Regions from separate parts of the Homo sapiens genome. Here regions 2 and 3 are each linked to region 1. A link is a contact called in ENCODE Hi-C or POLR2A ChIA-PET data. All regions are on one chromosome and are shown on one strand. The core of a region is the stretch at or near the end of the contact, and the rest is flanking DNA. Distances in the headings are between cores, read along the strand shown. Region 1 holds the start of EIF4A2 (eukaryotic translation initiation factor 4A2). Region 2 holds the start of LSG1 (large 60S subunit nuclear export GTPase 1). Region 3 holds the start of NDUFB5 (NADH:ubiquinone oxidoreductase subunit B5).

What was found. A loop is a pair of places that touch in the nucleus more often than their neighbours do. ChIA-PET counts read pairs that join two places held with the same protein, here RNA polymerase II (POLR2A). Pooled maps may share reads with other maps.
Region 2: a loop to region 1 is called in a pooled map, with 6 times the contacts of the local background. The contact joins the promoter of LSG1 here to the promoter of EIF4A2 in region 1. A Hi-C loop is called at or near these places in 2 of 50 pooled maps. POLR2A ChIA-PET finds 5 or more read pairs at or near these places in 2 of 52 experiments (MCF 10A and naive thymus-derived CD4-positive, alpha-beta T cell).
Region 3: a loop to region 1 is called in a pooled map, with 4 times the contacts of the local background. The contact joins the promoter of NDUFB5 here to the promoter of EIF4A2 in region 1. A Hi-C loop is called at or near these places in 3 of 50 pooled maps.

Annotation. Positions count from the first base shown.
Region 1 is chr3:186,780,949-186,785,986 of GRCh38, reverse strand. EIF4A2 (eukaryotic translation initiation factor 4A2) reads right to left here and starts at 2,410. Exons shown (of 11, transcript NM_001967.4): 1 at 2,348-2,410; 2 at 1,510-1,555; 3 at 1,291-1,423; 4 at 886-1,025; 5 at 1-104. The coding sequence starts at 2,376. It overlaps SNORD2 (small nucleolar RNA, C/D box 2), which reads right to left and starts at 1,191; the gene lies at 1,122-1,191. RefSeq lists an enhancer at 1,505-1,734.
Region 2 is chr3:194,670,302-194,675,339 of GRCh38, reverse strand. It overlaps LSG1 (large 60S subunit nuclear export GTPase 1), which reads left to right and starts at 3,149. Exons shown (of 14, transcript NM_018385.3): 1 at 3,149-3,276. The coding sequence starts at 3,178. LOC124909474 reads left to right here. Exons shown (of 3, transcript XM_047449428.1): 3 at 1-1,676. RefSeq lists an enhancer at 1-843.
Region 3 is chr3:179,601,952-179,606,989 of GRCh38, reverse strand. NDUFB5 (NADH:ubiquinone oxidoreductase subunit B5) reads right to left here and starts at 2,196. Exons shown (of 6, transcript NM_002492.4): 1 at 2,051-2,196. The coding sequence starts at 2,174. It overlaps MRPL47 (mitochondrial ribosomal protein L47), which reads left to right and starts at 2,352. Exons shown (of 7, transcript NM_020409.3): 1 at 2,352-2,463; 2 at 4,193-4,338. The coding sequence starts at 2,366. RefSeq lists enhancers at 1,611-1,700, 1,731-1,890, 1,329-2,195, 2,071-2,270, 2,196-3,062.

The DNA.
Region 1 (5,038 bases), core at 1,161-3,660:
TCAGCCTGCAGTTTTTGCATTTCATTTCGAACATTTGTTCCACCAATGCAGGCATGACAAGTGGCTCCCATATAGTCTCCAAGTGCCAGAATTACCTTTTGGATCTAAAACCCAAGCCTTAATTATTATTCCGCAGAACTCCAGGATCAATGACTAATTTTTAAAGCATAAAGGCAAATATAATCTGGTCTGCCAACAGCTTTTATGCATGCACAGCACAAAACTACTTCCAAGCTTAAAATGCAGACGACCTAACTGCTGCAAGGTAAAATTCCCTTAATGTCTTTCTTATGCCTTGTCAAACTTGGGATGCTGCTGCTCCACGCATCAGCTAGACAATCCAAGAATAACGTTTCCTACATTATTCTTCACTGTAGGTAGGGAGTACGTAGTGAAATTTATGTTCTGTAATTACAGCTAGGGCAAATGATTTTTTTCCCCCAGAGGGTATTGTGCCTTATATAATCCTGACCTCAATAAAGCCTACAGCTTTATTAGGAAGGTTTACTTCAAAGCCAATATAGCAGTGAGCTTTGAAAACATAGCATGCAACAGATGCATCACGAACTACGGAGACAGTCAAATGGTAACATGTCACTGCAGTTTTCATGTTGCACAACTGCATTCAAACTTAAAAAATGGGGACAGATCTAGTACATCCAAGAGAGCGCTTCGGATTCTCAATCTATTAGTATACAACCCTACAAACCATACCTGCATACCCAGTTCTTTTAAAACTTTCAACAAAAACTCCCTGCATGCATGGACAATTAAAAGGAGGGATCTGGTAGGACCAATTTATACTAAGTTTTAAATTCTTCACAGTTGTGAAACCTGAAACCTATGCAACACGCAAGCAGTTTTTTTGAACTACACTATCAATACCTGTTGAGCCAGTTCTCTGGTGGGGGCCAATACTAGTGCTTGGGTCTCCTTGAACTCAATCTCCAACTGTTGCAGGATGGAAATAGCAAATGTGGCTGTCTTGCCAGTACCTGACTGAGCTTGAGCAATCACATCATACCCTAAAAAAAGTAGGATACACATTTACCGATCCCACATCAAATTGTCACTTCTACTTCACACCATGTATTCCATTTGGAACATTATGCCCAAATAATCAAGTGATCAGCAATGAGTATTCTCTTCATTTCAGGTCAGTCCCGAAAGATGATTGCCATCATTTCACTTTAAGGAATACAAACAGGTGCTAGTCCCCCAGAGGTTACTTTCCCTTTTATGGTTCATGTCTATGTAGAACAATTTCCTAAAAATGCCAGTTTCTTTTACCTTTAATACAGGGAATAATAGCTCTCTGCTGAATAGCGGAAGGCTTCTCAAAACCGTAAGCATAGATGCCACGAAGGAGAGACTCCTTTAAATTCATATCATCAAAGTTATCAACAATCTCATTCCAGTTGCTCTGTAAGTTAGAAAAAATAATGCACGCATAAATGAGATGAACACACTCACCTTTCCAAAGCTTCAAGATCCACAACCGTTTCTTACCTCGATGACACCATCGGGGTCCATTCCCTCTGGGCCGCCATGTTCTCTGCTGACAAGAATACTGCAGTCAGACACCCCTTCCAGGCCACCTCAACTGCACCTTAAGCGCATAGCCCTTTGCAACCCGTCTCAGCACGTTAGCCTCCCCTGCACAAGCTAAAGCAGCAGCCTCAGGGCGAATATCCACACTGTGCGCCTTCCCTAAAGGTTGGGGCCTGCGGATGCCCGGAAAGGCAGCCCCCCAGGCCCGAGCGCATGGCGATCCCGTTTCAACTGCGGAGCGTCTCGCGAGAGCTCGGAGCGCCGAACTCCGCCCCCAACAATGCGCAAGCCGGGTGATTGACGCGGGCGGAGCGGCCTGGCGAGGGCGATGCCAACGGTTCACCGGCACCGGTCCTGTCCCGTCGCCTCCGCGCCGTGGCCGAGTGGAGACCGCTGCCTCCAACCCTTCCCCAAGTAAAGCCTAGGACCCTCCCCCAACTCGTGTGGATGACCGAAAATAAAGCTTCGGGTCCTGGTTACAGTGTACCGAACTCGGACTGCGCCACGGCTTTTTACTCCATGTTTCCCGTGCTCTACACTGGGAAGGAAAGCAGCCGAAGTTTCGTAATGTCTTAGAGAGGAAAAACGCCCTTTAGCCACTGCTTTCGCACCACCGTCCTATCTCCCCACAATCCGGGCCCTACCCATCATGGAAGCTTCTGGAAGGGCACAGGAGTGCTGTACCCTAAGAAAACGTCCATTAATTTAGAGTTTTTGCCTCCGTGCCATCCACTATCATCTCCCCTGGCGCCCTATGACCTTCACTACAGACCGCGACCGCCAACAGACTGCATACCTGTTATAATCCGCGGAGCCACCAGACATGATCCGAAAAACCACTCAGCGCCCGACTGAAAAGACAGCGGCGCCCAACCACCCGTTTTTTATAGGCTCGTGGCCGGAACCCGTTTCTTGCGGAGGAATTTTCTCGCCGTGCTTCGGTCAGCTACAAAATTGTGATCCTGGGGTCGTTACCTCGGATAAAATCCTAAGCAAGTTGGTAGAAAAACCCAAATGTGGTAATTTCTCGATATTACAGGGTCGCTGGAAATCCTAGGGCCCGGGGTTGGGTTGGGACTCTTTACCTCGCGGCGGAAGAATATAGCTGCGGAGTTAGTTAAACCTCGCTTTCCCCGCCCGCCCTGCTCCTACGGGGTTTCCGCGTCCCTGACGCAGAGGCGGGCCGGGGGAGCCGCGCCGGAGCCGGAGGCGGAAACCGGAGATGCTGTTCGTCGGGCGGCCGGGGCTTCCCGCGGGTGACAGGTCCCGGCTCGCGGCTCGCTGCCGGCACTCAGGTGCGGGAGGGGAACTCGGTTATTCCGCTTGCTCCCACCGCTGTTTAATTCCACAATGAAGACCTGCCTGGCATTTAGCCCGACCGTTAACATCCATTCAGATCTTGGAAACGTAAAATTCCTGCTAGGGAAAATGTCGGCCACCCAGCGAGTCCCGGGAAGTCCGGTTTACCGGTACATTTTGCAGCGCGAGAAGGAAAAATGGAGTGTCATTTGCAGATGTCTCTGGAGTGGCCAATTCTATTCTCATATCATTTCCGGTCTCTCGCTTTCTTTTTAAGAGTGTTACTGATTTTAACCTAACAGGTGTGAGGAATGCCTGAAAAAAATCATAAACTTTTGCAAATGGATAGAAACTAAGCAGTAATTTTCCTTGGAACGCACGAATTTAAATGGACGCTTTGGCAGATACAGCTCTGTGCCGCTTTGGGACTACATCGGTTTTGATTCCGTCTATATTGGTCATTTTTTAAAGGCTGTAGACTTTGCCGATATATAGTGAAATGTTGATTTATTGAAATTCAGAGCAATAATATCCTTGCTGCGTAAACTGCACGGGTCTTTAAGCTCCAGACGTTTTCAATTAGCCCCATCTCAGGTCTCTCGACAAAAACAAAAAACAATATATGTAGTCATTTAACTTTAAAATACAACCCTACCCATGGTGCAAAATATCATCGAGACTATCAGGGTAACATTTTCTCATATTTCAGAAGGCCAACTTAAAGAATCATTACTGGGAAAGCTGACTCAATTTTCTATATTATAGAAGATATTCGGTTCTAAATACTACTTTTTTAATACAAAAATTATTTATTTATTTGAAAATTCTTATCGTGCCAGGAACTAGGACAAAGATTAAGAATACCAAGATGGCAAAGTGGGCCAGGCCCTCAGTCCAGTGGTACTGCTCCTCATTCATCCCTCTGTAATGTTCGAAATCCAGATTTGAGGTGATGCCAGATATTTTCTGAGAATGATGGTCGTCAGACATCCTTGTTGTCTCATCCAAAATCTACTAAAAATATCCTGAGATCTAAGAAATTGAAAAAATACTAAATCGAAAAAGTGACCAACCGTTTGGTTTCACTTGAGCCTTAGGGTGAAAACAATTGATCATAGGGTGATACCAATCAACAATTAACACTTAATCGTTGGTTGTTTTCTTTAGGATTAGCACTACACTAGATGGTGTAGGATTTTCAAGTCTCTTAAGAGGAAATAAAGGCTAAACTCTATGGTATAGGTTTACAAGTGCTAAGTAAGTTTCAAGGTAAGAAAACTTCAAATACAGTCAAAATCCACACCCACACTGCCTGTAACCTTACAGTGTATTCCTAATAAATGCAGTGATTACCACATTTGCGTGTGCTTACTAAATAGTAAATAACATTTGTAACTAATAAATGAATTAAAGATCAAAACGTATACTTTAACAAAGTTTTGCATATCAACACAGAGCGTGCTCTTTTAAATTTAAGTGATTCTGCTTACCTGGAATCTGAAATAAGATAGCCTTCTCAGTGAACTATAAATGCTTCTTTGTCAACCTTTAGTGTTTGAAATCATTTATACTGCAAATAATCCTAAAAGTCAGATTATTTCCCTATCTAAGCCAACTAAGGTAGTTTAGTTTTGCTCTTCAAGAGCCTCAGCTGACAATTCTAAAGCTATCTAGCAACCAGAGAAGCAAAGAATTAGTACAAATCTGTCAGTGCTACATGGAAAAACAATAACAAAACCTTAAAAGAATATGCTTTCAGACGGGCGCGGTGGCTCATGCCTGTAATCGCAGCACTTTGGGATGCCAAGATGGGCAGATCACGAGGTCAGGAGATCAAGACCATCCTGGCCAACATGACGAAACCCTGTCTCTACTAAAAGTACAAAAATTAGCTGGGTGTGGTGGTGTGCGCCTGTAGTCCCAGCTACTCCGGAGGCTGAGGCAGGAGAATCGCTTGAACACGGGAGGCGGAGATTGCACTCCAGCCTGGGTGACAGAGCAAGACTCTGTCTAAAAATAAATAAATAATAAAAAATATGCTTTGTGTTGATAGTGACATCTTCCTATAAAAAGTACCATGTACTCTCATCATTCAGGGCGCATTTGTATGCCATCTTGAGATTCTTACATTATTTTGAACCCATCAGTTGATTTTAAGTGATAGCTGCACATTTAAAGCGGTGTCTAG
Region 2 (5,038 bases), core at 1,900-4,399, 7.9 Mb before region 1:
GACAGGGGTTCGGCTAGGTATTGCTGTTCCTGAAGTGTGTGGGTGAAATGGTTTCTGCAGTTGGAGGGCAGGGACCTGGACTGATTCATCTTTGCAACCCCCTCACTTGGGCAGCAGCCAGCACCTTGCTCCACCCTCCGTCACCACCATCATCACTCCCCCACGATCTTACCTCCTTCCTTTTAATCTGGGTCCCATGATCTTGTCTCATCAACACCTTCAATTCCTTTCCTCCTTGTCCTTCTCACTGAACAGTTATCCAGCTGGGCTTTCACCGTCATTGCTTAGTTTTTGGGGAAAGAAAACGTGTTCAGCTGTGCCAGATGATACCCCCACAAATTACTAGGCAATCACCTTGCAGCATTATCTCATTTGTTACCTCTTCAGGGCAGGAATTGTTATTAGCCTCATTAACCAGATGAGAAGACTGAGACTCAGTTGTCTGTCATCGGTAGATTTTCGTAACGTCTTGGGAGAAATATTAGGATTATCTATCCTTTTCTTGTCAGCTAGGAGTAGTTGCTGCTAATTAAATCTTTATGACCTTTTGACTCCTCACCACTCCTGATTATCACTTTGGTTTATTTGGTTAAGTTTTTTTTTTTTTTTTTGGAGACGAAGTTTCGCTCTTGTTGCCCAGGCTGGAGTGCAGTGGTGCGATGTGGGTTCACTGCAACCTCTGTCTCCCGGGTTCAAACAATTCTCCTGCCTCACCCTCCCGAGTAGCTGGGATTACAGGTGCATGCCACCACACCGGGCTAATTTTTCTATTTTTAGCAGAGACGGGGTTTCATCATGTTGGCCAGGCTTGTCTCCAAACTCCTGACCTCAGGTGACCCACCCGCCTCAGCCTCTCAAAGTGCTGGGATTTCAGGCGTGAGCCACCACGCCTGGTCTTATTTGGTCAAGATTTTTTAAGCCCTTAGAAAAGTAACAGTGGAAAACCAAAGTGTTTATTTTCTCCAGAGGTGACAAAATCTGGAAAAAGAAACTAGATGAAGTCCCAAGTTCCTGGTTGAGCTCTAGGAATGAGATGGTGAGTTTCTTTATCTCACCTCCTAGTATTATTATTAAAATGTGAAATCTTACTTCATGAGTTAGTTTGACCTTTAACCACTTAGCTCTGGAGAGAATGCCGGGAGCTGTCTGCTAATTCTATTTCGTGGGTCTTCTTCATATCTTACTTCTGGAGATTATGTGTAGGATTTTAAAGATACACTGTTTCTAAATTGAGAAATGGGAGAAATGATGTTCTGATGCATTCCTTTGCTCATCTGTGAGCACTGCCTTCTCAAAGCGTTGCCAACTGCTTCACAGCTTGCCAGCAGTCCCTTGGGCATTTCCCAAAACTCACTTCAATTCAGTAAGAGGGGTAAGGTGCAGCACACAGAAACCCTGGCAGGGAATTCAGAATGGGTGGGAGTCTGGACCCAGTTTCGCCTGATGCTAACTTGCTATGACTGACCTTTAGCCAGTCCACTTCTGTGTCTTCATTTGCACCAGGAAAGAGTGGACTACGCTTGCTACTCAAAGTGTGACCCAAGGACCAGTACTATGGGTATCACCTGGAAGCTTGTTAGAGCCACAGGCCTCACCCCAGAGCTTATGAATCAGAATCTGCATGTTAACAAGATTCCCAGGGGATTTATATGCACATTAAAGTGTGAAAAGCCCTAGGTTAAACAGATTCTTGATCCTATTTATTTCTTTTTGGCTGTTGTTTTAATTGACAACTAAAAATTGTTTATTACTTACGTTGTACCGCATAATGTTTTGATATATGTGTACATTGTGGAATGGCTAAATCAAGCTATGCTAGGTAATATATGCATTACCTCGATCCTATGATTTAAAAATACATGTTTGGCCAGGCGCAGTGGCTCATACCTGTAATCCTAGCACTTTGGGAGGCCGAGGCGGGCGATCACCTGAGGTCAGGAGTTCGAGACCAGCCTGGCCAAAATAGTCAAACCCTGTCTCTACTAAAAATACAAAAATTAGCTGGGTGCGGTGGCACGTGTCTGTAATTCCCGCTACTCGGGAGGCTAAGGCAGGAGAATCACTTGAACCCGGGAAGCAGAGGTTGCAGTGAGCCGAGATCATGCCTTTGCACTCCACCTGGGGGACAGCGAGACTCTGTCTCAAAAGATAAAAATAAATAAATAATACATGTTAACAACCCTCATTCCCCACTCTCCCCAGGGGTGTACAGGCTAGTGACAAGACTTGGGTTTATTCCTGACACTGCACGCACTCAATCTACGACTTGCTCAAGCTGCTTCCTCTCTCCAAGCATCAAAACAAAGAGATGGTTCTCTGGATCAATGAGAATGTAGTTCACCAGCCACTCTAAGCTGACTTTCTATTATTCCCATTATAGGGAAATCAAACATTCAAGTGAGGAACAAAAGCCCAGGCCTCTAGGAGTGGAGCTGGCTCACTGTTTTCACTTTCATTTTAATTATTTTTAAAAAGGGTAATGAAAATATAATTAGAACTGTTTAAACATTTTTTTTTTCTTTGAAATAAAGCGTAAGTCACTTCCTGTTGGCTTTTCCTACAACCTTGCCAAGCTCTGGAAATACTATTCAGCCTCTCATTCCAAATTCACATCCAGGCGAAGACTTTTCTCCCCAGTTCGCAGCTGGGGTCGGCTAGATAAACAAAAAGTTAGTTGCTGTGCTGGACCTCGGAGAGACCACACCTCGGGACGCCAGCAGAAAACCAGCGCTGGGAAACGCCCCCGTCCCAGCGCCACCGAAACACTCTTCCTCCGAGTCTCCGCGTCCTCCTGACGGAAGCAGCGGAAGGCGGAGCTAGTGCCGCGAATAGGAACCGCCATGTTTCCGACGTGCTCTAGTTTCTCGCCGGACGCTAAAGACCGACGCACAAATTAAGAATGGACCATTCTTTTAACTCAGTCATTTATCCAAACTCGAGACATTCGCCAGGAAATCTATCGAAAATTTCCCAGAACCATTTTTTCACTTATATTCTATAATACTGGTAAAATCGAGACGTAAAAGGAGAACTTGAGAACAAGTCATTCTGCTTTCCCCTCTCAAGTTTGAGCCTGAACTACTTGGGCTCGCTTATCGTCACTTCCGGGGATCGAACTGTGAATCCCGGAAACTGCACGCGCCGAGCCGGGAAGCTTCGTCCAGCGGTCGTGTTGCCATGGGCCGGAGGAGAGCCCCGGCCGGTGGGTCGCTGGGACGGGCCCTTATGCGCCATCAGACTCAGCGGAGCCGAAGCCATCGTCACACTGACTCCTGGGTAAGACAGACCATGTCATCTTTCTTATCTTTTCTGTCTAGCCTGAGTGCTGCAAAATTCGGGGTCAAAAGTCAGATAAGTTTTGCAGGAGGGACGCCTCAGCCGGGTTTTGAAGGATGAGTTGGAGTTTCTGCCAAGCTGAGTAGCAGGCCCTCCTCCTGGCAAGGCCCAGAACACAAAGGTAGGAGAAGCTTGAAAGAAGAGTTAGTGTGGTGATGAGGCGTGGAGTGAGAATCTGAAGAGTCTTCAATGCCAGGTCTTGAGTACGTTTGGGTTTTGCCCTAGAAGCCACTGAAGTGCTTGGAACTTCCAGAGCAGGAAAAAGACAAAACGTATTTTTGTATTGATTTGTTCAAAGAATGGATCCTCCAGAAGCGGTTGGTTACTGCCAGAAATATAAAATAATTCAGATCCTTGCCTCATCCTTGCGAAGCACCCCCTAGTGGTTTAGCTCAAAGATAAATCATTGATTTTTCAGGTGTGACAAGACCTAATATTTTACTAGGTTATAGAAGGATCTTTAAAAAAATGAATGAAGTGATTTGGCTTGTGTTCATCATTCTAGTCGTTATTTTCACCATTCATTCCCCCGGGAATGAATGAGAACATGTTGAGTGCTAAGATCGTGTGCTAAATTTAGTTAAATATGTCCCTGGAGCTAAGTAAGCGTGTGCCACTGTCACACCAGCTGACTTTCATCCATATAGTCTGCAGAGTAAACAGCATGGAGTGCTTATCAGTATTCATCAGGTCAGAGTTACTCTGGACATTAGATTACTGGTAATTTTTATTAGCTTTGAAGCAACTTGTTACTAATGAAGCCTTTTAGGAAACTGTGGGAAGATTGAACATGAATGGTAAAGAATTGGATCCTAATTCCTTATTTTTGCTGATTCTATGCCCACTTAAACTTTTGGCCCTTAATATTTATTTAGGAAATTCATTCATCATTCAGTTATTCATTTTTAGAGACAGGGTCACACTCTGTCACCCAGGCTAGAGTGCCAGTGGTGTGATCATAACTCACCAATTCACTACAGTCTCAAACTTCTGGGCACAAATAATCCCCCTGCCTCAGTCTCTTGAGTAGCTGGCATTACAGGTGCACACCATCAGGCCTGGTTGTTTGGTTTTGTTTGTTTGTTTTGGAGAGACAGGGTCTTGCTGTGTTGCCCAAGCTGATCACAAACTCCTGGCCTCAAGCAATCCTCCTGCCTTAGCCTCTTGAGGAGCTGGGGTTACAGGCACAAACCACCACGCCTGGCAATTTTTTTTTATTTGTATCTATACTAAGTATATAGCTTAGGGTGATGGTTATCAAACTCTGGGTTGTGTCTGGAAGTCAATTTAGTGGTCTGCAGCTAGCTGTTTTGTTTTGTTTTTATTTTTTCCCCAGCAAGATAGAGAAATATCAGAATGTTGCATGTAATAGGGTGTGGTTTCAGTATTCTTCTATTGCCATTTTACTGTACTGAACGGTACTTGAATGCTTGTATCATTATATGTACATACACCTTTGGGTCACTATGTAAAATGTATTTCTTATTGTGGGATTATATCAAATAAAGTTTTGACTAATTTTGACTAGCACAGTCAGACAATCTGGGTTCAAGTTCTACCTGTGCCATTTAGATTTTGACTATAGGCAAGTTATTTTATCTGCTGAAGCCTTAGTTTCATCATCAGTAAAATGGAAATACAGTAAAATTCACCTCAAAAGATTTTGAAAATTAATGAAATGGTGAAAGGGAACTGCCTATTG
Region 3 (5,038 bases), core at 947-3,446, 7.2 Mb after region 1:
TATCTGTAATCAGAAATGGCTTATAAAGGGATTTTCATCAAGGAATGTAGTTTTGTAACAAGTTCAAATTCCTGCTGGAAATTTGTTAAATACCACTGGTTCTTTGCATCATGTTTCCAGCAAATCCCTATGTATATTGCCTCATCCTGTGGAGTGGCATAATTCAAATTAAACTGGGAGAATAGGGGTAAAAAGAGAACAAGATATTTTGAGGCTGGAGACAACTTTCTGACTTTAAGTGTTTCACTTCCTCTTTACCTGCTTCTATTGCACAGGGCAAATAGCTTACAGTATATATCTAATGAAGAGGATTAAATAAATTAATACTTTAAACCCTTAAAATGATGCTTGAGGTCAGGTGGGGTGGCTCACGCCTGTGATCTCAGCACTCTGGGAGGCCAAGGCAGGTGGATCACGAGGTCAGGAGTTCGAGACCAGCCTAGCCAACATGATGAAACCCCATCTCTACTAAAAACACATAAAATTAGCCGGGCATGGAGGCGTGCAACTGTAATCCCAGCTACTCAAGAGGCTGAGGCAGGAGAATCGCCTGAACGCAGGAGGCAGAGGTTGCAGTGACCCAAGATCACGCCATTGCACTCCAGCCTGGGCAACAGAGCAAGACTCCGTCTTGAAAAAAATAAAAATAAAAAAGGATGCTTGACACGTAACAGGTGCTCAGTAAATGTTGGCTATTATTTAGTGACACATTATTTAATAATTGAGTCAGTTTCCTCATCTGTAAAATGAAAATAACATTGTAATTTCTTTGCAGAGTCTCTGAGATAATAAAGTACACTGAATATCAAGCATTTGATCTTTGCTATGATTATTCACACCGCCATGATGCAACTCACTGTCTCCAAGGAGGTCCAAATAGCCCTATTAAGACTGTATTGGTCAGGTGCAGTGGCTTACGCCTATAATCCCAGCACTTTGGGAGGCTGAGGTGGGCGGATCATTTGAGGTGAGGAGTTCGAGACCAGCCTGGCCAACATGGTGAAACCCCATCTCTACTAAATATACAAAAATTAGCCAGGCGTGGTGGTGTGCACCTGTAGCCTCAGCTACTGGGGAGGCTGAGGCGGGAGAATCGCTTGAACCCGGGGGGTGGAGATTGCAGTGAGCCAAGATGGTGCCACTGCACTCCAGCCTGGGTGACAGAGTGAGACTGTCTCAAAAGAAAAAAAAAAAAAGACTGTATTATGACTTTCCTGAGACCTAGGCACTTTTGCCTTCAAGGGCCCCTTCGTCTAAGTTATTAAAAATAATATTTTATGACTGCATTGGTATAAAACGAACATAATACAGGCTGGATTCGTTATCATATTCATAAACATTATGGTTTTTTTAAAAAAGAAATTTAAATTAAAAGACTTTCGTAGACCCCTAAAACTATCATGGGTTCAGGCAGGAGAATCGCTTGAACCCAGGAGGCGGAGGTTGCAGTGAGCCAAGATCGCGCCACTGCACTCCAGCCTGGGCAACAGAGTGAGACTCTGTCTCAAAAAACAAACAAACAAAACAAAACAAAACAAAAACCTCTCTTCCTCCCCAGTTCATCTGCATCTCATTATTGGGCGGCACGGTACTTACTGTGCCTAAAGAATAAGTTGGCCCTGAGCCTCTTTACCTGTCTACATATTACCTGTCTTCATATTCCTTAGCATAGGTGGGCTTCTCGGCAAGATGACTTTGCATCTGTGGGACTAGAACCTAGCCTTTGGGCAGGTGGAACGCAACAATAAGCTTGTGCCCTAGAGATACAGATCTCAGCTCTATACCTTTCTAGACTCAGCTTCATCCGCAAATTAGCATTAATTGGGATGGTGAATAACAACGTTTTAGAAATGCTAATAATGTAAACACGATCTATCTGGCTACTTCAGGAAAACCCCTCATATAGCTCGTGCTCCGTCTCTCCTGTCAAGCCCCAAGCCCACAACTTGTCCCGGCTCCCTCCGGATCCCACCAAGGTCACCCTGGAAGCGTCCTCCCTTTTCTCGCCCCGCACCCGCTTCACGCCCGTTCTCCCTAGGCCAGCACCCACCAGCAGCCTTCGGAAAGCCACGAGTGAGGAAGCCCCCAAATCCGAGGCGAGTGCCAAGGGGCCGGCCAGACAGAGCTGCCACCGCAGTAACCGAAACCCGCCGCAACAAACTCATGGCCGCCATGGCTACTACGGGCAGGAGGAAGAAGGGAGGCGGGTCACGGAAGCTGAGAGAGCCAATTTACCAATGAGGACAAAGGCAGGATGTGGCCATCTTAAGTGAGGGCAAGTTTTCTATTCTCCTCACCGCCGGCTTGAGACGCCGGAAGTGACGCTATCGTTGGCGGAAACGCGTTTTGCCAGTTATGCGAAAACATGGCTGCGGCCGGTTTGGCCCTTCTTTGTAGGAGAGTTTCATCCGCCCTGAAATCTTCCCGATCGTTAATAACTCCTCAGGTCCCTGCCTGCACAGGGTAAGTGATGTATAAAGTAGGTTTGCCCACCTCTCCAACTTTGGATCTTGTTTGGTTGCCGAGATGCCGAGATGCCGAGAACAACTCAAGAATGGAACGGCCGCCTGGATGGCAGAGCCGGAGCCCACTTTGGTGAGGAGTGAGTGACCTTGGAGAAGTCGCTCACCTCCGACATTTCTATTCCTTCCTCATTTTGTTGCTGCCTGCTGTGGACAAGACAGTATATGGGGTTTGTAGATGTCCAGCATTTGTTGAAGTAAATACATCTATAAGTACAGAAGCATCCTCTTGGGCTGGGTGAGGTGCGAAAAACTTTACCGAAGATGTTTTTGTTGTGATACTCAAGTCTGTGTCAAGTTTGGATGGATTAAAAAAGAAGAGATATTTGTATTTACAGGATGTGTTACAATGAAAGTAACTGGTAACTTAGTAACTTCTTTTATTTATTTATTTTTCTTGGTCCTGGATCCAGTGAAGTATCCATTTATTACATTGGTTGCCATGACTCTTTAGTCTCTATCCGGAACAATTTCTTTTTTTTTTTTTTCTTAATGTTGTTGACATTTTGATGAGATTAGCTTTTTAAGAATCTTATTCATTTGGATTTGTCTGATTGTTTCCTCATTATAAGATTTAGGCTAAATATTTTTGGTAGGGATACAACACTTGTGATAAACTTCATTATTTAGTTTCAAATCATCTCAGGTCGTTAACTATTTTTTAAAAACAGGATTTTTGAATTACTGCATAATAATTTATCATCCAGATGCACAGTAATTTTTAAACCATTCTTAGCTGCGTATTTACATAATTAAAAACTTGACATCCTATATAGTGCTTTAATAAACATCTTAATTTATAAATTCCCATCTATAATAATTTTTTCAGTTGAAACTTCTAGATGCAGAATTACTGAATTAAAGGAGGAAGTATTTGAGGCTCCTGATACATGTTGCAAAATTGTGAGGTTTTTTTGTTTTTGTTTTTTGAGACAGGGACTGACTCTGTCGCCCAGGCTGGAGTGCAATGGTGTGATCTCAGCTCACTGAAACCTCTGCCTCCCAGGCTCAAAGCGTCCTCCCACCTCAGCCTCCCGAGTAGTTGGGACTATAAGGCACGTGCTACTATGCCTGGCTAATTTTTGTATTTTTGTTAAAGATGAGGTTTTGCCATCTTGCCCAGGCTGGTCTTGAGCTCCTGGGCTCAAAGTGATCCTCCCACCTCGGCCTTCCAAATTTCTGGGATAACAGGTGTGAGCCACCGTGCCCAGCCCACATGTTGCAAAATTGACTGCTCTTTTTACCTGCGCTTGCACCCATTAGCAATGTAAGAAGGACCCAAAAATGTTACCTTAAAATATAATTGTGTAACTATGTTACCTCTGAAATTATAAGGTAGCAGCTTCTATAATGCAGTATTAACAATACTTTCTAAAGCATTTTCAAAATTTATTGTGGCCAAGCATGGTGGCTCATCCCTGTAATTCCAGCACTTTGGGAGGCCAAGGTGGGAGGATCACTTGAGCCCAGGAGTTCGAGACCAGCCTGGACAACATAGTGAGACCCAGTCTCTAAATAAGAAAAAAAAATTAATTCTTGTGCAGAAACCCTGAGTAGCTTTTTAAAATGTTATCGATGACAAAATGATTATGTTTATTATGATAATGTTTATTGCTTATAAAATCCAGATATTATAAAACTTTTACTTGTTTATGTGTGTTCAATTGCAGGTTTTTTCTTAGTTTGTTGCCTAAGAGTACACCAAATGTGACATCCTTTCACCAATATAGATTACTTCATACCACATTGTCAAGGAAAGGACTAGAAGAATTTTTTGATGACCCAAAAAACTGGGGGCAAGAAAAAGTAAAATCTGGTGAGATACTTGGATTTGTCAACATTAGATATATTTATGGAACCCCCCCCCCCGCCCCGCCCAACCATCGTTCTAGGATTATATATCCAGTTTAGGAATTATTTAGATGTTTCCTTTTTCAGTTTTCTTTGAGACTGTCTACTAGAGAAAATTAAAGGGACAATATAATAGTAGAGTTAATTGTTCCTTGGCAGATTGGCAAGATGGTTAGATAAGGAATAGGCTGAAATTATTAACTAAAGTAAGGTTTAGGGCTTATTTTAGATTTTATTTTTTAATGATAATTTAAAGTTTGTTTATTTATTTAGAGATGGAGTTTTGCTCTTGTTGCCCAGACTGGGGTGCAGTGGCACAATCTCAGCTCACCGCAGCCTCTGCCTCTCGGATTCCAGTGATTCTCCTGCCTCAGCCTCCTGAGTAGCTGGGATTACAGGCACGTGCCACCACGCCCGGCTAATTTTGTATTTTAAGTAGAGACAGGATTTCGCCATCTTGGTTAGGCTGGTCTTGAACTCCCAAACTCAGGTGATGCCCGCCGTCTTGGCCTCCCAAAGCGTTGGGAATACAGGTGTGAACCACCGCCCCAGTTAATTTATAATGACAAAGTATTTTGTCATTAGGGTGTGAAAATACGTTCTGTACTAATGCTAACATTTTTTGAATGCTATTGCCAGTCATGTTAATAGTATTTTCGTATGTT